Regions from separate parts of the Mus musculus genome. Here all the other regions are linked to region 2. A link is a loop called in an ENCODE intact Hi-C map of the cell type or tissue named here. Cell type or tissue: left cerebral cortex. All regions are shown on one strand.

Region 1 (8,000 bases), 360 kb after region 2:
ATGTTCTCCCAACCCACCCAAGATGACCTCCTGTAGCTTACCTTTACTACTGTCATGGTCCCCTGATGTCTCTGACACCTCTTTCTGCTCTATTTGCTTCCCTTTTCTCTCCTGTCTACTGTAGAGTGTGAGATCTGTAAATGAAGCCCTGGCTTCCTATCTACATGCAGTCATTTGGGGGGGGGGGCTCATGGGCAGAGACTCTCTGGGGAGAATGGCCAACTTTAGCACAGACATCCCTGCCTAGCACACAAGCATCTCTCTATGCTTTTATTTGAGTAATCCATTTCTCTGACTCCAAATGCCACAAACTGGTTTCCACTCTTGCTCCAGGGATTGTCCTGCTTCTGCTGTCTCCACATCTCACTTTATTAGCTGGGAAGAGATGACAGCTTGACTAAATGACTGTGGAGGCTGGTTTTAAAAGTCTCCTACCTCCTTTTCTTCTCCTTATTTAACACTACTAAGTTTATCCCCCAATGAAATACACGTCTGACCAACTTGGAAACCACCACCAGCATCCAATCTACTTAGTATGACCAGGATGGAACTATCTTGCTAGTTCATCATCCTAACCAATCAATCCCTGCACCAAAACACGCCCCTCACTTTATTACCCTCAATCCCTGCCTGCTTGCTACTAACAAACACATGAAACCTACTTTCCTTGCCAGCAGACCCATGACTGTTTTGCTTACAGCAGGAAAGCCAGTACTGAGGGACAAGTCATTAGGGCCACGGATAGGACAGACTGACAAGCATACAAACTAAAGAAGATGCCAGCGAGGGAGTTGCCCAAGAGCACCCTGCACTGACGTCACAAGTGTAGGAATTCAGTGGGGACTTGGAGAGAGGGTCCTTTTGGTCTCAGGGCTTTGAGGCAGTTACCAAGTGATCCTAAGGTTCAGAGTGATCTGGGACACAGTGCTACGGTTATATGAAGGTCACTGGCTGTCCTAGGTGCTGGACATCTACAGAGAAATTACTAGTCTGCAAGCTTTGTGAGCTTGTCTCTTCAGTTTCTTTTCTAAGGAATAGTAACCTTGATACAGGCGAAGATACAGAAGAGGGGAGGAGAGCAGACAAACTTCCCCTAGAGAATGACCTTGACCTGGTTATCTGACCTTGATCAGAGGTGGTGTGCACATGAAAGCTCACCCAGAAGACCAAGAATAACACACTGCTCAACAGCATGGCTGCCAAAATTAGTGATGTTTAAAGTCAACTAGAAGTCTCTGAAGCTAAGGACGTCTTAGGCTCCACCTGGATGCAGTCAGATTTCTTGTGATGTGCTGTAAGCAAGCTCTTTAACTAGATAGGTGCTAGACTGTACATGCGCCAGTCTATGCTTCCAGTTACAGGCCTGGTGGCAGCTTCAGGGACTTTGTACTTGCTGCAGTCAGCCTGCTGCAGAAATTGCCTGCTTTCCCTGCAAGTCCTCGGAGATTCTGGTCAAACTGTGCATGCAGTGAGTCTATCCGTACTCCCCACAGACCCTTCCAGATTCCTCAGCCTTGTCTGTTGTATTCAACAATTTCCAATGACAACATACTACTTTGTGATCCAGTGTGTGCCTGTTCCTTCCATCAGGATGCTCACTGCATGTGTGTGTGTGTGTGTGTGTGTGTGTGTGTGTGTGTGTCTGTGTTGTGTGTATAAGTGTATATCTTTTTTATATGTATATGTGTTTGTATATGTGTGTATAGGTGAGTGTCTCTGTCTATACATGTGTATATCTCTTTATATATGTGTGTGTGTATGTCTGTGTGCATGTGTGTGTGTCTGTTTCTGTGACTCTCTGTGTGCTTGTATATATGCTGTGTGTGTCTCTGTGCTCATGTGAGTCTCAGTCTCTGTATTTCTGCATGTTTCTTTGTATGTATATGCATGAGTGTTTGTGTGTGTGTGTGTGTTGCTCATTGCCAGACACTGCCCTTGGATAAAAGCAGGGACATAGTAGAAACTAATGAATGCTCCCTAACAGAAAACAGCCAGTGTCCTGTGAGCTCAGTGAGGAACTCATGTGGTCAGAGTGCCCGTCATCCCACCGCTGTGTGCCCAGAAGATGTGTCATCCCCTATACACGATTTTCCATCACAAACGAAGACTACTACTCCTTCCGGCCAGATAGTGATCTGGGCATCCAGCTCATGGTGCCACTTGCCCAGAATGGTGAGGAGCGGAGGTCCTGCCTAGGCAGTGGGTGCAAGAGTGGGCAGGATACTGGGATGGGCTAGAGTGAGGTTCTCCCAGAATTAGGGACCATGTCTTGGGGTTGGAAGAGATGTGATGTGGGGACTCTGCCCAAGGATGATCCTGTTCCAGCTGCTTCTGCCACCTATCAAGCCACAAAGCTTCCTCCACAGGAAGAGCTGTGCCTGTGCCTCCTATAGGACTTTCCAGGTGACAGAACTCTGCTCTCTCTTGCTTTCGCCCATGGCTGCAACACCTTGCCCTATTGCAGAGGTCCTCTGATTTTTGTGGAGCAGAGATGACCACAATAGGTCACATTGTCAGGCTCTTTCCATGCTTCTGACCCAGAGCCAGGGTCTGCGCCACCCTCTCTGGACCACCGAGTGTGCAGGCAGCAGGCCCACAAGGCCCATTGTCACAGCATGACCTTAAGTGGGGCCAAAAATCATCTGTGTGGTTCTCTTGGGGACTGTAGCCGACATGTCACCCACACTGCAGAATAATGGGAAAACCATGGCTTGTATTGTTCTTCTAAGCCCCAGCTTAGATGTCAGACTCTCAGGGGAACACTGTGAGTCCTCTTTGCCCGCCAACAATGTTAGATTGAATGCTCTCATCACATCATTGCTGCTGGTGTCTGAAAGAGTCCCTGCCCCTGGGGCTCAGAGGTGCAGACTGAAGGGTTAGGCATCAGCTGCCACATCCAGGGATGGAAAGCAAAGGGCTCTGGCAATCAGGAAGGGCTTCCCAGAAGGAAGGAAGGAGCTCTGCAGCCAAGTCCTTGCTCTGGGAGGATCACAGAGCCAGAAGCAATTCTTAGCCAGGAAACCACGTGTGCAAAGGGGGCTTGCAGGGGGAGATCTGAGGGAGTGGGGCATGCTGGGTACACCAGGCATGTGCACTGTGTTCCAGGAAGCATCGAGTTCCAAAGGCTAGACAATGGCAGGGAAATCATGGGATACAGACAGCTGCATCTCTAGCCTTGAACTAGGGAAGGGGGGACAGGGAAAAGAAACCCTTAGCCTGATGTGACAAGACAGACATGGGGTTACAATGAGCTGCAGTGGGACAAGAAGAAGGATAAAGGCTTCTGTCTGGGAACTGGAGTCCAAGAAAGTCATCAGGGCGGTCCTACACTTATGCAGGGCAAGGACAGTCAGTGATAGGCACTTGAACTGTGAGGAGGCTGTGTGGCAGGAGAAGAGGCTCCCTGGCTCACAGCACCGTCTGCTGGTCAGAAAGCATCAGTGCACAGCAGGGCAGGAGGAGGCCCCACTGAGGAGAATGTAGGGCAGAATTACTGTCAAATCTGCAGTTTGCAGGTTTCAGGCCTGAAGCTGAATGGTGTGAGCCAAAGTGGCACCCAGATCACCAGGCCACCCGCAGCTCCCTCGGTGTGCAACCCGATTAACCCTCTGCTTCCCTCTCTATAGTGCAGCCACCACTTCCCAAGAACGTCAGCATCAGCTCCTCTGAGGATCGTTTCCTGCTGGAGTGGAGTGTGTCCCTTGGGGATGCCCAGGTCTCCTGGCTTTCATCAAAGGACATAGAGTTTGAGGTGGCTTATAAGCGGCTTCAGGACTCCTGGGAGGTAGGACCCTGAGCCGTCTGTGTCCACCCTTGGGTGATGGCATGTCAGGTTCCTCCTTCAGCTCCCATATCTCCACAGGATGCCTACAGTCTCCACACTAGCAAATTTCAGGTGAATTTCGAGCCAAAGCTATTCCTACCCAACAGCATCTATGCTGCCCGTGTGCGCACTCGGCTGTCCCCGGGTTCAAGCTTGTCTGGGAGACCCAGCAGATGGAGCCCAGAGGTTCACTGGGACTCCCAGCCAGGTAATGGAGCTGGGAGGACATGCCCCTTTTAGGAGACTAGAAGTGGGGACAGTCTAGGTCCGAGTAAGGCTCCAGGATCTGCCCTACCTCGACATTGGAGCCTCCCACCAGCCCTGTGTCCCCCGTAGTCTCTCTGGGCCACTCTGTGTCACACACTCTTGGCTCTCTGGCAGCAAACATGTTCTGTTAATGACCTCAATAGCAGCAGCAGAGGCCCATGTGTTTACAAGCGCTGGGCTGTGTGTAGGGTCACCTGAGTCCCTGAGTTCATTCAAACACTCAATATTTAGAGCTGGCTCCTCCCTCACGATGGCGCAGACGTACTGGATTCTTCCCTAGCTGGGGACACACAGCAGGCAGGCTCAGAGCACAGTGGGCTGATGGTCACAGCCAGGTCTGCTGCCCTCAAGGATCTCCTCTGTGTGATTAACCTCGTGCCCCAACCATTGAGGGAGGGTGGACTGACTGAATGAGGGTATGTTGCCACAGGGGACAAGGCCCAGCCACAGAACCTTCAATGCTTCTTTGATGGGATCCAGTCCCTCCACTGCTCCTGGGAGGTGTGGACCCAGACGACTGGCTCTGTTTCCTTTGGGCTCTTCTATCGCCCCAGCCCTGTAGCTCCGTGAGTGTCCCCTGTCCATCTTGCCTTGTTTCTTCTTATCCCCAGGACCATACCTCTTTGAGGTCTTAGATGGATCTGACATTCCCCCAACCCTGCTCTCAGCTCAACTTATTTCCCTAGGGAGGAGAAATGCTCTCCGGTGGTGAAGGAGCCGCCGGGGGCCAGTGTCTACACCCGCTACCATTGCAGTCTACCTGTGCCTGAGCCCAGTGCACACAGCCAGTACACAGTCTCTGTTAAGCACCTGGAACAAGGGAAGTTCATCATGAGCTATAACCACAGTGAGTGTGCCTGCCTCTGTCTGAGTTCCCAGTACTATAGGGGTCCATTGAGTTATGCCAATAAATACAAGAGCCTCTTAGGCATCTTTGCTTTTGCCACTTTCAAAGAATTGCAGATTTTTCACTCAAAGTGATAAAAATAACTATTTTTGGATTAGGTGTATGTCCCAATGGGTGAAAGCCATTGATGAACTGGCTTGAGGACGTGAGTTCAAATTCCAGCACCCACATAAAAAAAAATTGAGCGTGATCATATCCAACTGTCAAGAGACAGGGGGATAGTTGGGGCTTTCTCGATACTCACCAGATCTGGGTTCAGTGCAAGATCCTGTCTTAAGAACACAGAAAGAAGACAAAAGCCATCCTTCTCTGGCTTCTGCATGCCTGTGTTTAGACCCTGTCTTAGGGTTTTACTGCTGTGAACAGACATCATGACCAAGGCAAATCTTATAAAAACAACATTTAATTGGGGATGGCTTATAGATTCAGAGCTTCAGTCCATTATCATCAAGGTGGGAGCATGGCAGCATCCAGGCTGGCATGGTTCAGGCAAAACCTAGAGTTCCACAGATTCATCTAAAGGCTGCTAGCAGAACACTGAGTTCCAGGCGGCTAGGATGAGGTTCTTAAAGCCCACACCTAGAGTGACACACCTACCCCAGCAAGGCCACACCTAATAGTGCTTCTCCCTAGTGCAAGCATATACAAACCATCACAGTCTCCCATACCCCCATGGAGGCATATGCAACAGAGTGAGAGATAGAGACAGAGAGATGGAAAGAGACATTGAAAGAAAGTTTATTCTAATATGTTTCTACTGTCTTCAAGGACAGGGAAGCTACAGGCAAGCCCTCCTGCAGACTATACTGTCTGCCCTCAAGAGTCTCACCTGGGACCTGCTCTCCTTCCCCTCTGCTTCCACCCAGGTTCATGCCTGCCCCTTCCCTGGACCACTGTCCTTCTATACCTGTCTTTTGCCTCTGAGATTTCCGGCTCCTCCTCCAGCTAATGTTCACATTTCTCCCATTTGGCTCTCTGTTTTACTTTCCTGCCTGGAAGGAGTAGATGCCCACAGATGTCGTCCTTACAGACCTATGTCCCACCTTCCTGTCACAGGGCAAGGACTCTGACACAAGGGAGACTTTCCAGCCAACCAGTAATGTTTGTCCTCTTTGGTAGCCAATCTTTTTGTCACCTGAATTCATATCCAGCATTTTCTTCCTGGGAGCCTTGCTCCAGGAAAAGGAGGTCCTCTGATTCAAGGGACTCCTCCATGTTTTAGAGCCATCTGAATTATTTTTGTGAAAGCCCTCTAATGTCACAAGCTATGACTCTTTTGGGTTTTTTGTTTTGTTTTGTTTTTTTTATTTTGTTTTTTTTTTATTAGATATTTATTTCATTTGACTCTTTTGTTTTGATGGAGAGATAGAAGGTGATTGAGTGCCTTACTTTAAAGTGCCCACCTCTCTGAGAAGGCACAATAAGGCGACATGAGGAAGCCTGAATTTGTGCCCAAGTCTCATTTTGTTGTCTACTCTTTCAGTGGACGGGGCTGTCACCAAAGATCCCAGCTTTCTGTTTGTCCACAGTGAGATGGTGAGATGGTGATTCGGGTGTGTTTATACAGCCATGTAGGGGACACTTTTAGAACAGCAAGGACTTGCCAGCCCGTGCTGATGTCAGGCAACTCCCAGAGTCACTGAAGCAGCAGAGGGGAGCAGCTAACACAGAAAAATAGAGACAGGGCTCTCCACTGCCCAGTTTTATCTTCTCCAGACTCAGTTTTCCCTGTGTAAAATGGAAATGAAGGGACCTCACAGGGGGAAGGGGAGGATGGAGTGCGGGAGTTCCCACAAACTGAGTGTGTTGCCCAGGGCTGGAATAGTCAATGGACCAGGGTAGAAAGCCATGGGCTCTTTCTGTTTTTATTTTTTATTTTTGTATTTAAACACTAGCAGGGAATCACCAACAAGCTTGGTCCACTGTGGCTTACTTCAGGTGCTCCCCTCCCTCATGGCCCAACATGGGGTAACACTGTGATGCAGTAATGATGGGCATTTGCCTTGGTTACTTTTTTACCATCATTACCGAGGTAACTCATAGAAGAGTGTTTACTTTGGGATTAGGGTTCCAGTGGGTGAGAGTTCATGGTGCAGAGCAGTCACAGCAGGGAACAGGGGCAGGAAGCTGGAGAAAGGGCTGAGAGTTCATGTCTTTTGTTACTTGCTTGCTTGATTGATTGCTTGGTTGTTGATTGGTTGGTTGGTTGGTTGGTTGGCTAGTTGATTTTTCAAGACAGTTTCTCTCTGTAGGTCTGGAATTCACCTAGCAGACCAGGCTGACCTGACACCCGTGTACATAGTCCTGACTGTCTCCTAAGTGCTAGAACTAAAGTCATGAGCCATAATGCTCACATCTTGAACCACAACCCAAAAACAAAGTACAAATAAAAGCCCCAGCCCCATGACCCACTGGCACATTTCCTCCAATAAGACCACACCTCCGCAACCTTCCCAAACAGTCCCAACTGGGGACCAGACCAAGGACTCAAACACATAAGCCTATGGGACCATTCTCATTCAAACAACCACAGAGTTCAAAACAGTCAGAATGGCTGGGGTTAGGGATATTGGACCAGCTTGGAGAATTCATTAGACAAGCTTGGATAATGGGGAACATCCTGCTGGGGGAAGGGCATGATGGCATTCCCTGAAATGATCCTCCCTCTAGTCCAGATGGAGCCTCCAACCCTCAACCTGACCAAGAACAGAGACAGCTACAGCCTGCATTGGGAAACTCAGAAGATGGCTTACTCATTCATTGAGCACACATTCCAGGTCCAGTACAAGAAGAAATCGGACAGCTGGGAGGTGAGTTCCAGGACCCAGGGGATGTTACAGACAGGGAGTAGAGGAAAGAAAGGACATTCTAGGGAGCCCTACTTGCAAAGGGGATGACCCCTGTACCTTGGCACCCACATGGTCAACAGGAGACAGTCCAATTTCTTGATGAGCGATTCAGGCTCAGAGAGGTGACATGGCATGGTCACATGACCAGTGCTGC
Region 2 (8,000 bases):
CTCCCTCAGGATACTTTTCCTGTCCCTCTTCTGAGTTCAGAACTCTGTCCCTACTCTGTCCTTACAGAAGACTCAGGGCTGAGGACACAGTGCCCAGGCAGACAGCCCAGAAACATGCAGCATTTACTCTTTTCGTGGGAGGCTGCGAGAAGCTTTCAGCTCACCAGCCCGCCTCAGCCTCAGGGTGGGTGGATTGCCCCAGCAAAGCAGTCAAAGTTGCCAATGCAAAAGGGTGCAAAGCCTTGGAGCGCAGTCCTTGTCCTCAGGAGAAAGGGACGCTGTTGGCCATCCACGCCGGTGACGGGTATTGAAAGTTATTTTTTATTTCAGCTGGATGTACACTCACCCATCACAGGACCGTGCTCAGAATAGAGAGGCACCTGTTGGGCCATCCTCCCCACTTCCTGCCTTTTGGGCATCTCTCCAACTGCTGAGCCATCCACTTCTCTGTTATGCCCAAGATATATCAGGATGCTCAGCCCTGACGACAGGGGACAAAATAGAACCCTACTTCCTTCAGAACCATCTAGCTCATTTACAGAGCTGGACTGTCTCAGTGGGATGAGCAACAACCAGGCCTCCCACATTTTTCTCTGTTGGAAGCAGGGTTCGGGGTCCTGAGGCCAAAGGCAAGCCATTGTCGGCTTTATCTGGCTGTGTTGGGTCGGGTTAAGAAGGCCCCCTCGCTGGGCATTAGTCCTGCTTTGAGCAGCACAAGCCTAGACTCATCTCTGCTGTGGTGTGTAACCTGGTTCCGACTCTCCTGACAGATTTGTGCAGAGCCTAATCATGAAGGCCAAGTGACTGCAAGACCTTACTTGAGGATCTTCTTCTTACACGTGTGAGGGGCTCAGACTGAGTTTGGACCCAGGTTTCAGTAACCACGTGACCTTGGGCAAACTATAAGGTCCTCAGAACCTTGTCTGTAGAACGCAAGAAATTGGAATGCTCCTCTCTCAGGGAGAGGGTGAGCATCTTGTCAGAGGATGGTGACTTTTCTTCAGACAGCGAGTCCAGGTCAGTGGGTTGACTGGAGCCTGGGTAGAACTTTGCCCAGGGCGCAATCTTGAAAAGAGATTCTAAAAGCAATCACTGGTCATCCACAGCTAACAACTTAGTTCAAGCCCCTGAGATGTAGCTCATGCTAGGGATATGAGACTTGAGAGGTGCTTCGTGAAATGCATTTTATATCTTACAAACTTGTTTATCTTGTGGTACCGGGGATTGAACCCAGGATCTTGTGCATGACAGACGAATGCTCTACTGCTAAGCCATGTTCCTAGCTATGAAGTATACTTTGAGTTTACATCTAAATTCTGTATTTCACACATAAATCAGGTTTTGGTATATTCTCTCTCTGTCTCTCTGTCTCTTTGTTTTTGGAGATAGCCCTGGCTGTCCCAGAATTCACTATGACCAGAGATTCTCAGAGACCAGGTTGGCCTGGTCTCTGAGAGATCCATCTTCCTCTGCTTTCTGAGATCTGGGATTAAAGGTGTGCACCACCACCTCCTGGTAGGGATTCCCTTAAAATCTGGCCAGACTACTCAGTCATTCCTGATATCTGAAGAGGACTTGTCCCTTGGCCTGGGGCTTACAAATGTGCTGCAGTCCCTACCACCCCCTATCACTCCAGTCCCTGACTTTCTCATATTCCTGTATGCTCTCCCCGAGGTCCTCTGGGGATTGGCAGATAAATTGCAGTGCTGTGCCGTGGGTGCTACGAGAGGGACAGTAAGTCAGCCAGGGCGGTCAGAAAAAGCTCCTCCAGGGAGAAGAGCCACAGCTGCTGCTCTGCAAAACCTGCAGCTACGGCTCAATGCCCTCCTCTTTATGGCTCAAGGAGAGGGACCAAGGACACAAAGTCAGAGATGGCAGGGACATCTGTGCGGAGAGCTGAGGCCAATGGCTTGCTTGTGGCTGTCCAGCCTTCTGCAGGCTGGAACTGGAGCAGCTAGGGCCCTGCCTCCCTGGCTCCGGGTTTCTTAGAGGTTGGAAGGTCTGGGGCCTGGACACGAGGCTTGTGCCCGTTACTCACTGGCAGTGTGACCTCTGATTAGCCATTTCCTCTCCTTGAACCTGTGTCTTCCTGTGCCAACAGGACTTGGGAGTCTGATGGCTTGACAGGACAAGGGCCAAACACTGACAAAGTGGCCTGTGGACACTACAGACATTTGAGGGTCACTATGACAGTTGGAAAAGAGCCACCTTCTCCAGCAGACTTGGTGCCATCTGTTTAACAGAGGCCTTGAAAGGGCCCATCCCCACACTTGCCCGACTGGTCCCTCTTAGGGCACACAGGGCCTTTTTTTTTTTTTTTTTTTTTTTTTTTTTAAGGCTTGGACCTTGGAAAGTGTGTTTGATCCTCTGAGCTTGGCTGTGAGGAGAGGAGAGCTGTAGGTGCAGAGACCAAGGGCCCCCTTCTTTTAGAAGGTGTCAAGGTCAAAGGCCGGACTGGGGGATGTGAGGGAAGCAAGACGCTGTGCACAAGAGGAGTGAAGCCATGCTCCACTCTCCAGTCTGTGTATCTAGATAGGATCTCACCACGTAGCCCTCACTAGCTTTGAACTTGAATCCATCCTCCTGCCTCAGGCTCCTGGGTGTCAGGACTACAGGCGTGATCCATTTCTGTGTGTCAGACTCCCATCAAGTCCCCCTTCAGTAGAGCTTGATGTAAGAGTGGGAGGCTAGGCGCAGTGATGCCCATTTGTAATTCCAGCACTTGGGGGTGGTGGGAGTGGAGGCAGGACGATCAGAAGCTCATGATAATTATGTAAATGAGCTGTAGTCCAACTTGGGCTACAATAGACTCTGTCTCAAAAAGAAAAAAAAAACCAAAACAACAAAACCCGAGATTTAAATGTCACGGCACTCAAGGTCACACCGTGTGCTAGCAACAAGGCACGTTCAAGTCTTAGATGGAGAATGAACAGCGCTTTCTGCAGGGTCACTGGCTTCCCCTCCACGGGGTACCTCAGGACTGCCCATCAGAAGGTCATGCATTCTACAATGTGGCCACAGGATGGCGCTGCTGCTCAATTCAGGAAAACAGCCAGCTCCAGGGCTGTAATTCAGAGCATCGGATACCCTTTAAAAGTGAGTCACTGGCGTTTATGACTGCTGTGTTAACACATATAAATAATCTTAATATGAGCAACAGCATTAGCATTGGTACAGGGCTTCCTGCGTTGTCAGCTCGCCTGCTTAGCTGGTTCCATCTGCCACGCAGTCCAAGCCTGTTAGATGAGGCTCTTTTCAGTGATTGCTCTTTGACGGGGAAAGTGAGGCACAGAGGAGACAGGGTAGCTCAGAGTGGAGGGCACACGGTGCTCAGCCAATGAATCCGCCTGGCAGACTGCTTCTCCACTTCTCCTATGTATGTCTCAGGACACAGGACAAGGTCTGGCCCCACTCCTAGGCCAGTTCATGGTCAAAGGCTTTGGAGGACCTTTGTGGTAGGGGTGGGCAGATACGGGCTCCCTGATAGGTGCTCAGCCTTCCTGAGCTTCAGTGTAGCGTGTGAGTGCTGCCTTGGCTGGCCTGGAAGGCTCTTTGGGTGTGCTGGCCGGGAGAAGCAGACTCTGGGATACAGCTGGTGGAATTGACTGCAAAGAGGGGGTCATTCTCTTCTCCACGTGGCATTTATAGGGCATTGGTGACTCACCAGAATCTGGTCCCCAAGGCTGCTAGTGGTAGAGTGACCAGGAATTAATGAATGAATGATTCATTCATTCATGCAATTAGCATTCTTTAGGGGCCTGCTCCATGGTAAACAGTAGGAATATAATGGTATAAACACAGCCCAGTGCCCTGTAGCTTCCTGGATAAAGGGCAAGTTAGCTGAGTACAGCTTGGTGACAAACTGCTCAAAAGCTGTTCCTTTTTTTTTTTTTTTTTTTTTTTTTTTTGAGACAGGGTTTCTCTGTGTAGAACTGGAACTCACTCAGTAGACCAGGCTGGCCTTGAACTCAGAAATCTGCCTGCCTCTGCCTTCCAAGTGCTGGGATTAAAGACATGCATCACCACTGCCCGGCTCAAAAGCTACTCTAAGTGCCTTGAGCAGGAGGAAGCTGCATGAGGAAGGGCTAGGCGAGTTCACAAGACACTAGGTTAAAAAAAGGTACTTAGGGGCAGCAGAGGGGAAAGCATGTGCCCAGGGAAGAGCAGTCAAAGTGTGACCACCAGACATCCGAGGGCCAGAAAGCCAGTACTGATCGCACCTCCCCTTTGCAGATTGGCTAGCTGAGGCTTGGATGGTGGAAGCTGTCCAAAGTTCTGAAAGTTTGCTCTGGTGGAGTTAGGAAGGAGAAAAGGAGAAATAGATAGATAGATAGATAGATAGATAGATAGATAGATAGATAGATAGATAGATAGATGAATAGAGATTAGATAGATAATAGATAGATGAATTTATAGGTAGATAGGTAGATGATGGATAGATAGATGTCTGGTTTTCAGTAAGTCTCAGGTTTTTATCCATGAGTGTTTTAGCTTGGAGACCCATCTGCTGACAGAGGAGGAGGAGGAGGAGGAGGAGGAGGAGGAGGAGGAGGAGGAGGAGGATGCCAGCTGCAGAGAAAGAACCCTGACCTACGCAGTCCCCATGCTCTAGTGGCCTTGTGCCAGTTCCTTTGCTTCCCTTAGAGGTGTAACCTGTTGAATCCTTTCTGGAAAGATCTGAGGCTGAGAAGATGACATAGGAGGCCTGGGGCTGTAGCCCAGCGGGTAGAGTACTGGCCTAATGCACAAAAAGCCATCCCCACAGCAGGTCAAGCTGAGGGTGATGGCATACTCCTGCAGTCCCCTCACTAGTTCAGGCCATCTCTGACACTGGGTGAGGCTGAGCATATTATTCCACCTCACTGAGCCCTAGCTCCTCATCCATGAGAAGAGGGGCGCAGAGACCCCCCTTAAGGGATGTCCGTGGGGATTATAGCAGCGCAGAGGCTGAGGGTTCCCTTATCTGCATCATCACAGAGACGTGAGGCCCCGGTTATTGTGTGGTTAGGAATAGGGGAAGGTGAAGAGATTGGGAAACAGAAGCCCAAGGACAAACAAAAGACATGGAATTAAGTCCAAATGGTGACTTAATCCAGCAGCTCTGACTGCTGGTGTGTGGGGGTGTGTGCAATGCGAGTTTCTCCTAGGACTGAGATGCTGTAGAGACAGCCTGGGTCTTTGCACTGTCCGGGAGCTCAGCTCCTTCATCCAGCAAACTTTTGGAGAGGAGGTCCTTGCTGGGACCCATGATGGCACCACAAGGCAAATGGCACAGCAGCTCTGGTCCAAAGGAACACCATTTCCAGGCAACAAGCTCATCCCCCAGGTCCTTCCCTTCTGCATCCGCTGGCTCTTGGTATTGATCCACTGGGGTTGGAGCTGACTGGAGCAGCGGGAGGAGGACGCCGCAGTGCTATTAGGGCGAAGGCACGCTGTCATCTGTCAGTGTCTCCCTGGGCACAGCTGGCTGGGGAGACATCCCGCTGTTAACTCCTCTCCTCTCTCAGCTTCCCACTGCACACACAACTTGGAAGCCCTCTGCCACCTTTCTCCAGCGGGAACTTGAGTACCTGATCCTGCTTCTCCCAGCCATGAGCCCTGGTTCCCAAATGCCCCAGTCAGTCTTGCCTCTGTACCTGCAGTCACCAAATTCCATACCAAGTGTGGCCACCAAATCTGTTTCCAGACATCTGTGTATCCATCTGTTGCTCTCACAGTCCACCTTGTTTTCTCTATCCATCCATCTATCCATCCTCCCACCTATCTATCCACCCACCCATCCACCTATCAACTCACTTATCTATCAAGTCACCTATCCATCCATCTTCCTATCCATCCATCCATCCGTCCATCCATCTTCCTATCCATCCATCCATCCATCCATCCATCCATCCATCCATCCATCCATCCATCTTCCTATCCATCCATCCATCCATCCATCCATCCATCCATCCATCCATCCATCCACCTATCTATCCATCAACTCATCTATCTATCTATCTATCTATCTATCTATCTATCTATCTATCTATCCATCTATCCATCCATCCTGCAATTCAGCATTGTTTCATTAGACTCAACACAGTATAGTTCAACTAATTCATTTTGCTTGTCTTGAATTCTTAAGATTCGTGGCTTTGCCATGTGCTGAGCAGGGGCCAGTGGGCAGGGACCTCACCATCCTTCACAGCCATCTCTGACTGTCGCCTCTACTAACTCATTAGCGGAAGCCATTGGATTTAAAGGGCTGGCCTGTGAAAGAGTGCCGGCCACAGGAATTGGCTGAGGTGGGAGAGAGGCCAGCCTGTAGGACAATATGTGGGTCCCAGGCAGGCAAGGGATGTAAGCTGAGGTCAAGCAGAGATGTGTGGGCGTGACTTGAGAGAGGAAGGCCAGCAAATAGGCGAGGAGACCACTGCTGGAGAAGGGTGGTCTCCTGTGGCCTGTGAAGGCTGTTGTCCTGTAAAGATTAAGCTCCAGAGGTGGTGGCCTGCCTGGCTTATTACTACAGAGTCACCATTTTCTTGTTTGTGACCTAAACATACAGCCTAGCTTCTCTGAACCCAACTTTTAAGAATGGGGCGATATTAAGAGTTACCGTGGAACACTGTTATTAGGGCAAACACTCAAAGTGCTTAAATCTGGGCCTGGCACAGGGGACAGTGCAGCTGTTTTGTGCTATAGCGTCTGTCCATCCCTCCCTCCCTCTCTCCTTCCCTCCTTTCTCCTGTCCTCTTCCCGACTCCCCTCTACGTATCTGAAGATAAATTTGAACTTCTGGGTATTGGTATCACAGACATGGGTCACCATGCCCAGTTCATGTGGTTCTGGAGAGCAAGTCCAGGGCCTTATGCATGCTGGACAAGGGTTCTATGCATTGAGCCATGCTCCCAGTGCCCAGTGCCTGATAGGGAACTTTCACTTTCTCCATCCCTCTGAGAATTCCGACTTCCAATGCTGTATGAGGGCTATTGAACCATGGGAAAAGTGGGCTCAGAGAGGTCCTGCTATGCTGATATCACACAGCAAAGTCTCTGAGGTGTCCACCCTCTGGCTATCTGGCCTCCAATTTGGGCTTCCTTTATTTTGTTTTTTTGTTATTGCAAATAGTTTCCTGATGATGAGTTAAAACTTTTTTTTTTTTTTTTTTTTTTTTGGTTTTTCAAGACAGGGTTTCTCTGTGTAGCCCTGGCTATCCTGGAACTCACTCTGTAGACCAGGCTGGCCTCGAACTCAGAAATCCGCCTGCCTCTGCCTCCCAAGTGCTGGGATTAAAGGCGTGTACCACCACGCCCGGCTGAGTTAAAACTTTTAAAATAATGGTTCGATGTAAAAAAAAAGATGGTGATTTTTTTCTGTGTTTCTCTTTTTCCGAGAAAGCTCAACCAAACGTCTGTAATGTGACACTGACAGCGAGCACCACAGAAGTCATGATGCTTCCCGCCTTGCCTTGCTTGTCGGGAAGCTCGTGCCCTTTGTCCCGCTGCGTCTTTTCTCCTTCTGTACGGCTCGTGCCGTCTGCCTTATGATTTAGGTGTCTTCCGCTGTGAAGCTGCTCTTCCCACAGAGGAGTGACATAAGCTCAAGTGGAATCGAAGACGTAATATTACAAGCCACGGTAAACTACTTTAAATGAAACTGCAGGCTGCAGGGACAGGGTGTGGGCATGTTTGCCCCTTGTTCTGCCTCTGGCTTGGTGAGATTTCGTGGAAGTGTCTTGTAGACAGTGACTCTTTTCCATGTAATTATATTATTTACTTACTGGGCATGAATGTGTGTGTGTGGTATATGCATATGGTGTATGTATGTGAGTGTGTGTAGATGGGGGTGTGTGCATGATCACATGCATACATGAAAGCTAGAGGAGGACTGTGCTTGTCCTGTTCTATTGCTCTCTGCCTTATCCCCTGAGACAGGGCCTCTCACCAAGCCTGGAGCTAGACTGACAGCCAGCATGCCTCTTGCCTCAACACTCCTCCCAGTGATCGGGTTTATAGGTG
Region 3 (8,000 bases), 140 kb after region 2:
GTCGTGTCTACTGCGAATTACAAGATGTTTAGAAGATCACAACACTAAGGATCCGTCACACACACAAAAAAATCCCCGATTTAGAAAGCATATTTATACCAAGTCACTGATATCTGACTACATTTGCCCTAAAATAAAAACACAGATTTTTCTCTAATTTTTCTTGGCTGCAGATCTTTTATCCCTCTAACCAAAATCCAAGGAATGCAAACAGCTGCCAGGATCATGTCCCCAAAGCAACCCTCATTCCCTTTGCTTTCTTTCTCTTTCGGCATCAAAGCTTGCCATAAATGTTTAATTACATGGAAGCTGCCTTTTCACTGAAAATGACTGGCGCTATGAAAGGCTTTTCATTTTTTAAGAGAGGCAGAATGCGTGTGTGTAAAACGGTCCCTATTAATTTCCTGATATTGACTCTCTGGCTGAGGAGGAGCACGGAGTGTTCAGCAGAGAGCACCTCTGCAGAATGTTAAAGGCAGCGCTTGGACTGAGAAAGGGTATCAAATGCAGTATGCGTCAAACAGACCATCGCTCAATGAAGTCACTTAGCTATTCAAAACATGTTCAGCCATCACTCAACCGTTTGCACCAAGAACACCGGGAGGGGGCATGTGATGGGAGCTCTTTTCCCAGACCAGTGTTTGGCTTAGTATAGGTTAGACACCCCCCAACCCCCCAGGATCACATCAGTTTTGCCCTCTCCCCCATCTGCTGGCCCCAACTCCCTGCAGCACCATCCCATGTTGAGCTTAACAAACAGTTCTGCAGTGCTCACTTCCCGATGCCACCTCAAAGGGCCTCCAGGCTTGGTTCACATCAGTGGAACACATACAAGCCTCTTTCCATACAGGGGCATATGTGTCTCTCTGTCTGTCTTCCTATAGGTGGCTTTTGCACACAGACAGATATAGCTATGCAAATTCACTCCTTCATATTAAAGTCTGTGGCTAAATGCAGCTTGTATGACCTGCAGAGTTCCCCCCTCTTGTGTTTATTAATGTATCCCAAAAGCACATGCCTTCCTCATGTCCTAGTGTCCTGGCCTTTACATTGTGGGAGCCCCTCAGCCCACAGCACATGCGGCGCACATGCCCCAATGACTCTGCAAGATCAAGACCAACAGCTGACACCCCCACCCCATTTTTTCCCATTCCACCCCTCAACCTCTCCATGCCCTCGCCTCCTGCCTGCACAGTGCTGACTCGACTTGCTTCTGGGTGACAGACATGTCACTCTGCGTGGAAGCAAATCAGCGCTCGGTCTAACCCGCAAGTGACCGCTGTTGATTAGAACTTGGGCTTGTTTCCTGTGAGAGACACATGCATTTTAGACTTCGTAAACGTTAAAAACACACACATACACACAGCCAGCCACCTCGAATGGTACGCGGGGCTCGTAGACATTACGAAATGCTCTTGAACTCGGCTTGAGCTCCTAGAATAATTAGAATCTACCAAATAAGGATTCTTAGAAACAACAGATTTCTTTTTTTAAAGGGAGACTTGCAGATGGTGCTGGGCCTGTAACTTTTGAGGAGCGAGAGAAGAGGAAGAGCATTTTTTTCTGAATCCTTCATTGCAAAAGGCTGAGCAGCACACAGGGAAGCAATTATTTTTCCCTCCTCATAGGTGGCAAAGCCAGACCCAAAGGCAAACCCTAAGGACTCCAAAGCATCCAGAGCACATCTGAACTCTACAGACAATTTCCTGTTTTCACCATACCATAGATCATTCCAATGAGGAGGTTTGGGAGGACGGGGTGGAAGCCAAAGAGTAGAGAGTGTGGGTTCTGCTTATTGATTTTCTTTCCTCTGAAACTAACCCAGTCAACCTTGATCTGCAGCGGCAGCGGCGGAGGGAGTGAAGTGGGAAAATGGTGGAATGTGGAGGGGACTTATTTGGAGGCGGGGGGGGGGGTGTGGAGGGGAGGGGCGGCGTGGGAAGGGGGAGGAGGTTGGAAATCAAATACCTTCGAGGCAGCAGGTTCTCCATAATCCGGAATGGGTCATAACTTCCTCGTTCTTCTTGCTGGTTTCATTCTCACTGACACTTTTGGTCTTGCAAACCCCTCTGGAGTACAGCCAATAGTCGGTTCCCACAGCGATGGTCATCAAGCTGAAGGCAGCGAAAGCACCAACGGTGGTTAAAAGCATTTGAACACCTCGATCAAACAGCCCCATAATTCTTCATTATATAAACACCCAACCGACTTCTGGTTCTCAGGAGCGTGTGTGTGAGGGTGCGATTGGTAATTCCACTACTAATATAATGGATATATGTGTGAATAGAGAATATGGAGAGATATAAAAAAAGGGAGATAAGAAAGCTCACGGAAAAGTGTGTAAATTATAAAGATCACACGGGAAGAGAGGCTTGCCTTTTGAGATCAAAAAACTGTTCCAGTTGCAGCGATTTTTTTAAAAAAAGGGAAAATAAATAAAAAGACACCCCCCCACCCCCCCAAGTGAGATGCCTTAATCTCTTTTCCTAAAATTCTGGTCTCCAGTTTCCATATGTGATCGCTAATTTGGAGATGGCTTCCACAGCGCGCCAGGGTACAGCCGAATTCTCAACACCATCTCTCATGGTCCGGACCTAGACAGTTAGAGACTGGAAGAGCTGGGAAGCAACCTTCGGTCTTCGTTCGCGGCTCTGCGGCCTGCGCCATGAAAATCCGTGGCTTCGCCAGTTCTCTTCCTTGGGGAGGGAGGGGGTCCTCGAGGCGCCTCCGTTTCAGAGGAGACTGCCCAGTCTTCTGCAAGCCCTCGAGCTCAGCTGCACCGGTGAGGGGGTCTCGCCTCCCATGGTTGTGCCCCGGCGGCGGTAACGGCGGCGGCGGCGGCAGCGGCAGCGGCAGCAGGGTTGGCGGGCGCGGTGGCGGCAGGACGAGCAGCCGCGGTTATTGTTGTTGGCGGCGGGGGTAGTGTCGGCGAAGTGGGGGAGGGAGGGGGTTTCTCCCGGAGAATCGAGGCGGGGTTCCCTCCCCCGATCCGCAAAGCTCCTCGGAAGCCAGCGAGCGAGCGAGCGATGGGGCGCGCTAGCCGGCGTCTTGCAGCAGGCAGGCCCGCCCGCCTCCCCCGCTCACGGCCGCGCAGCCCCGGGCCAGGCGCTCCCAGCTACAGCATCGCCGTGGTGCTGAAACGGACAGCTCACCCCGGCCGGGCTCGTCCACTTACTGCATCGCCGTAGTGCTGAAGTGGACAGCTCCCCACGACCGGGCGCTCTCACCTACAGCATCGCCGCGGTGCTGGACTGGACAGCTCTCGGAGCAGGAGCGCCCACCTACTGCGTCGCCGTGGTGCTGAACTGGACAACTCCCCCACTCTGTGCGCTCCCTGCGCTCTGTAGCCGGCCAGGAGTGGGGCCCTGGCCACGGGGCCTCTGTCGTCCGCGGACGGGCCAGGCCAGGGCCAAGCGCAGGGCTGCCTGGCCTCCCGGACTCCTGTTCCACAGTTCCGGAATGAGCGCTGGCCGGGGCCTCCTGGAGCTGGGAGGAAGGCGTAGCTGGCGATCTCTCTCTCTCTCTCTCTCTCTCTCTCTCTCTCTCTCTCTCTCTCTCCTCTTCCCTCCCCCCTTGGTGTTTCTTCCAGTTCAGCCTCCTTCTCATTCCATCTCTACGTGCCCAGAGCTTCAAATACAGTCCTCCCATCACAGTCAGATTCCCACAAAACTTCAATCAGCTGCTTCTCCTGGAAGAGATCCTGGATGGGTAATTACAAACATAGTTTCTATGTGTTGTTCTTCCTCCCCTATTCATGGGTTCCACACTTTCTGGGGAGGGGAGGTTGTTTTATTTTACTGTCTGGATAGACGCATCTCCTGCCTTATTTCCTCTTGATCTTTCTTTCTGGCTAACAGGGGTTGTGTATAGCTTTCTCTGTGACTCTCTGTAGTTTTTCTGTGAAATTCTACATCTTGCTTCTACAAGTAGACATTTTGGGAAGATGATTCTTGTGAAAGGATGAGAAAAGGGTGGCTGGTAACTGGGGTTCGGGACATGATACTCATCTCAAAGGTAAAAATGTTTTCAGGAAAAGTGAGTTGTGGATCTTTCCAAGTTTCCCTTGTCATTCATAAATGAGATTGATTTTTTTTTTAAACCTCTCTACTATGAGCAGGGAAAGGCAGGAGCCCTCTCTTGCTCAGCAGAACGGCGAGCCTGGGTTGTTTCCTGTGTCACCTCTCCAGACTGTGTGTGCAACTTTCCCTTAATGTGACCCTGGAAATCGAAGCACGTAGATGATGCTCACTGCTGTGGATGCCATGTTATCTCAGATCAGTTTTGTGACTAAGTAAAAGGAGACCATAGGAGACTCTAGGTTACATTTTTTTCCTTTGGGGGAGGGGCTAGAGAAAGCTGTGAATCCATTGGGTCAGTTGAAGGGTGTAGAGTGAGGATTTGATTTCATAATTTAGTAATGCCACCCCTCATTGTGCCTTGAGATGACCTGCATGATAGTTTCTCAGTGATCCAGAGATTACGGGTGCACGCAGAAGATGGCTGAGGTAGAAATAGTTCCTTGGGTGTAAATTCCAGAGCCTAACCTCTTCCTTTCATCTGCGCAGTCACAGGTAGAAACTACCTGTTTCTCTACCCTGCATAAAACTTCCTTTTCTCCCAATCTCCTCTCCCTCCTCAGACTGGAAGGACCCTCCTAAGGATTGAGAGCTGTCTTTCTAGTTCCAGCATCTAGAGAAGGGCACCCAGACGTCTGCAGTCTGTGCTAAGGGATTTTAGTGGAGGCTGGAGCTGGCTTGCATGGAAGAGGTTCTTGGGCCTTGGATTCCTTCGTGGGAGGAAAGCAGCAGGGGAGGAGAGGGGTGGGGGTGGATGGTCTGCTCATCCCTGGTGCACTTTAGTAGTGGCTTCCGTGGGTGTTTCTGTTGGACTGCTATCCTTAAAGGAAGATGTGAGGGGCAGATACCAAAGCTTCTGAGATTTCCCAGGTCTTTTGAGCAGGGCAGGTTGGAGAGACACTTGGGTGTCTCATATGTGTCTAAGAGGTGATGCCTGTCACCTTGGCTGCTTTTGACCTTCCCATGCATAGTGGAGCAAAACACTTTTTCTCATCCCTTCCCTCTTCACATCAACCCCTGGGCCTTCTGCTCAGAAAGCACCCACCCATTCCAGAACCTCAGAAGCCTCCGTTTGTCCTCAGACTCTGCTAACCTCGGAACTGCTGACAGCGGCTGTAGCATTCACAGACTTTGATTCATCTTCTGGCCACGTCGTCACCGGGAAAACAACAGGGGTGGGGGTGGGGAGGGGAATCTGTCTCTATAGCCAGCATAGAGACAGCAGAGACTACTGCAGAGAGAATAAGCCCGGGGACACAGCTTCACTTGGTACTTGGACAATTGCCATACTCTATCCAAGTTGGCTTCCTGAAGACTCAGTTTCAGTGTCTGAAAAATGGGTCCCTGAGCACTTGTCCACTCCTTGTAGAGCTTCCCAGCTACCCCTGATCTTCACTGTTTGCCATATTGCTATGAATTCACCGCATTGATCACACTTAATTGTGCTATAGCCCCCTCATTGCCTCATAACCCCTTGATAGCAAGATCTGAGCCACGCTCAATGTTATGATGTTAGGACCCAAGGACGTTCTAGATTGTAGCAGACTCTTGGTGAATAATGCCTGAGCACTTTGTGGGCTTCCTGTGGCAGAAGAAGGGCAAGGAGCCTGGCATGCAGCAAGATGGTTGACTCCCATTCTTTATCCCATTTAACACCCGGAATGCTCTCTGGCTTCATCTTTGGGACACTTCCTGTCTCACAGTCCTCACTCTTTCCAAGTGACTTATATGTCACAGGGTCCTTCTGTAGGCAAAAAGGCCACGCGGGAGAGCTGGCCCTGCACAGGGTCTATTTGCAGGCACCTGTGCTTAGTGGCTGCTGAATAGATGTCTAGGGAGCGGCTTTGTGTGACTACAGTTTGTTACTTGGGAAGGGCTTAGAGGAAATTAGCTGAAATGCCACAGGCCTATTTTGAGCCGCCTCTTTGATGGAGTGGAAATAACATGGGATTTGGGCACAGCAGACCTGGCCTTGAAGCACAGGGCTGCCATTTCCTCGCCGTTTGACCTTGGACAGTTACTTAACCCCTGTGGAAACTTGTCCTTTCATTTGTCAAGAACCAGGGGCTCAAGCCCAGGCTGTGGTCACCCATGTTGTGCGTTAATAGCTATGGTACCAGTTGACATTTATTGGATGCTGACCCGTGCTGAATCCCACAACCCTCCTCTAAAGGGGTCTCATTTTACTCCCATTTACAGGTGAAGAAACAGAGCTACCTATGAGACGCAAGTATCTGGCATCATTTTTCACACTTAGGGAGTGACAGACCCTGGAGTCTAATCCATCACCTGAGCTGAACCCAACCTCCGAGCGTTCTGAGGAAGGGCCTTGCCTTGAGACTATCAGCTCCTCAGCTGGTTTACAGAGAAGCTCCTGGGTGAGGGTGTGGGCATACTGACACCACACTTAGGTCAAGGAATCCTCAGTAATGTGCTAAGAACTTTTCCTTTAGGTGGGCGAGAGCCCAGAGAGGTCACATCCCAAGGTCACAGGCCAAGTTAGTGGGTCAGCAGAGATTTGAAAACACTGCTGTCACTCATAAGTACAAAGATTCATTCAGTTCTTTTTAAATCCAAACTCAAGCATCTATTGCATGTTGGGTACAGGGCTAACTCCTGATGAGAGGGACAGTCTCAGCAAAAGCCTGTGATTCCAGCACTTGGGAGGCAGAGGCAGGAGGATCACTGTGAATTTAGATTCCAGCTAGAGTTAGTGAACACACACACACACACACACACACACACACACACACACACACACACACAAGAGAGAGAAAGGGAAAGAGAAAGAGAGAGACAGAGACAGAGAGAGAGAGAGAGAAGGGGGCATATTTTCTGTGGGAGCAGAAGTAGCTAGGCCAAGAGAGGGGTGGGGGAAATCTGAGAATAGAGAGAATATTCCAAGCTGGGAAAATGGTCTGTGAAAGGTTGAGATGTGTGAGACGAGATGACAAACCCTGCTTCCTGGGTTAGCAGGAAGCAGAACAACACAGTATGGCGGAAGCTAACACAATGGTGGGAAGTGTCCAGCAGCCTTGGAGAAGATGCTGGGGCAGAAGAAACACCCTGAAGGGAAAGAGTCAACCAATTCTGGGGCAGGCGACAGCCAGGGTGATGTGGCTGGTTCCCAAGCCAGTGATGGAGTCACTTGGGGCAGCACAGGGGAAGTCAGGATGGGAAGTGGGGGTCAGGAGGATGTGGGGAGAGCTGGGTAAGCACAGTTACCCATGCTGAGGTGGCTGTGTGTGAGGAAGGAGTAGGTATGCATGCCGGTGTGAGGAGTGGCAAGCTGAGGCCTCTGGCTCTGTCACGGTGCTGGTTGCCATGTTCTGAGACCTCTCTGCTCCACACCCTCTTTCTCTCTCTTCTCTGCATGTTAATTAATTAATTAGGGATGCAAATCATTCATTTGATTCCATTCTATTCCCAGCAGAATGCAAATCTCAGGAAGGCAGCGATTTTATCCACCATGTTCACGCTGTATTTCCAACCTACGGCGCACAGCCTAGCACATAGTAGGTACACAATGAAAAGGAATTCCTTTGCCAATTGGCTCAGACAATATGCTGAGGGGATAGAGACACTGATGAGATTAAATACTCAAAGCTTGACAAGTGGCAGAGTCAGCACAGACTCACGTGACACTCCATTTTGTATTTGGTATTTCAGCCTGATATCCAGGTTGCCTGGCACATACTAGGTCTGCAATATGGGTTTGCTGAGTGGAAAAAGAAAAAGGAAAAGACACGCATGCTCAGGGTAGTCAGCATATAGACCCATCCTAGAGGGGCTCAGAAGACCCCCCAAAGGCCAGAAGGAAAGGTCACAAGTAATCAAGAGAGGGAGAGAATTCCAAGCAAGGCAACATGGCCAACCACAGCAGAAGACAAACCAATAGGTGAGTGAGAGGCTCTTGGCTACAGG

Evidence for each region. Hi-C counts contacts between places; a loop is a spot of excess contacts. Peaks named below come from ENCODE experiments on the same cell type or tissue, not always from the same donor. Only the 100,000 strongest peaks of a DNase experiment are listed, where the experiment ranks them.
Region 1: it touches region 2 in a loop (2.7-fold over the local background); 4 of 42 quality-filtered maps call a loop at or near these places.
Region 3: it touches region 2 in a loop (6-fold over the local background); 6 of 42 quality-filtered maps call a loop at or near these places.

What each region holds. Positions count from the first base shown.
Region 1 is chr15:78,336,818-78,344,817 of GRCm38, forward strand. Csf2rb (colony stimulating factor 2 receptor, beta, low-affinity (granulocyte-macrophage)) reads left to right here. Exons shown (of 14, transcript NM_007780.4): 4 at 1,985-2,172; 5 at 3,627-3,784; 6 at 3,863-4,031; 7 at 4,521-4,656; 8 at 4,777-4,937; 9 at 7,668-7,807. Among named protein-coding and RNA genes, the nearest start is that of Mir7676-2, 7.8 kb to the right of the region's middle. In left cerebral cortex, a CTCF peak has its summit at 3,435 (motif pointing left); DNase peaks (open chromatin) are centred at 1,350 and 3,423.
Region 2 is chr15:77,979,345-77,987,344 of GRCm38, forward strand. No RefSeq gene overlaps it. Among named protein-coding and RNA genes, the nearest start is that of Eif3d, 13 kb to the left of the region's middle. In left cerebral cortex, a CTCF peak has its summit at 3,017 (motif pointing right); DNase peaks (open chromatin) are centred at 220, 390, 1,636, 1,705 and 3 more places; H3K27ac peaks cover 2,062 bases.
Region 3 is chr15:78,116,713-78,124,712 of GRCm38, forward strand. Cacng2 (calcium channel, voltage-dependent, gamma subunit 2) reads right to left here and starts at 2,568. Exons shown (of 4, transcript NM_007583.2): 1 at 1,969-2,568. The coding sequence starts at 2,179. A730060N03Rik (a long non-coding RNA gene) reads left to right here and starts at 2,083. Exons shown (of 2, transcript XR_875456.2): 1 at 2,083-3,708. In left cerebral cortex, a CTCF peak has its summit at 892; DNase peaks (open chromatin) are centred at 475, 900, 1,004, 1,291 and 5 more places; H3K4me3 peaks cover 5,468 bases; H3K27ac peaks cover 5,515 bases.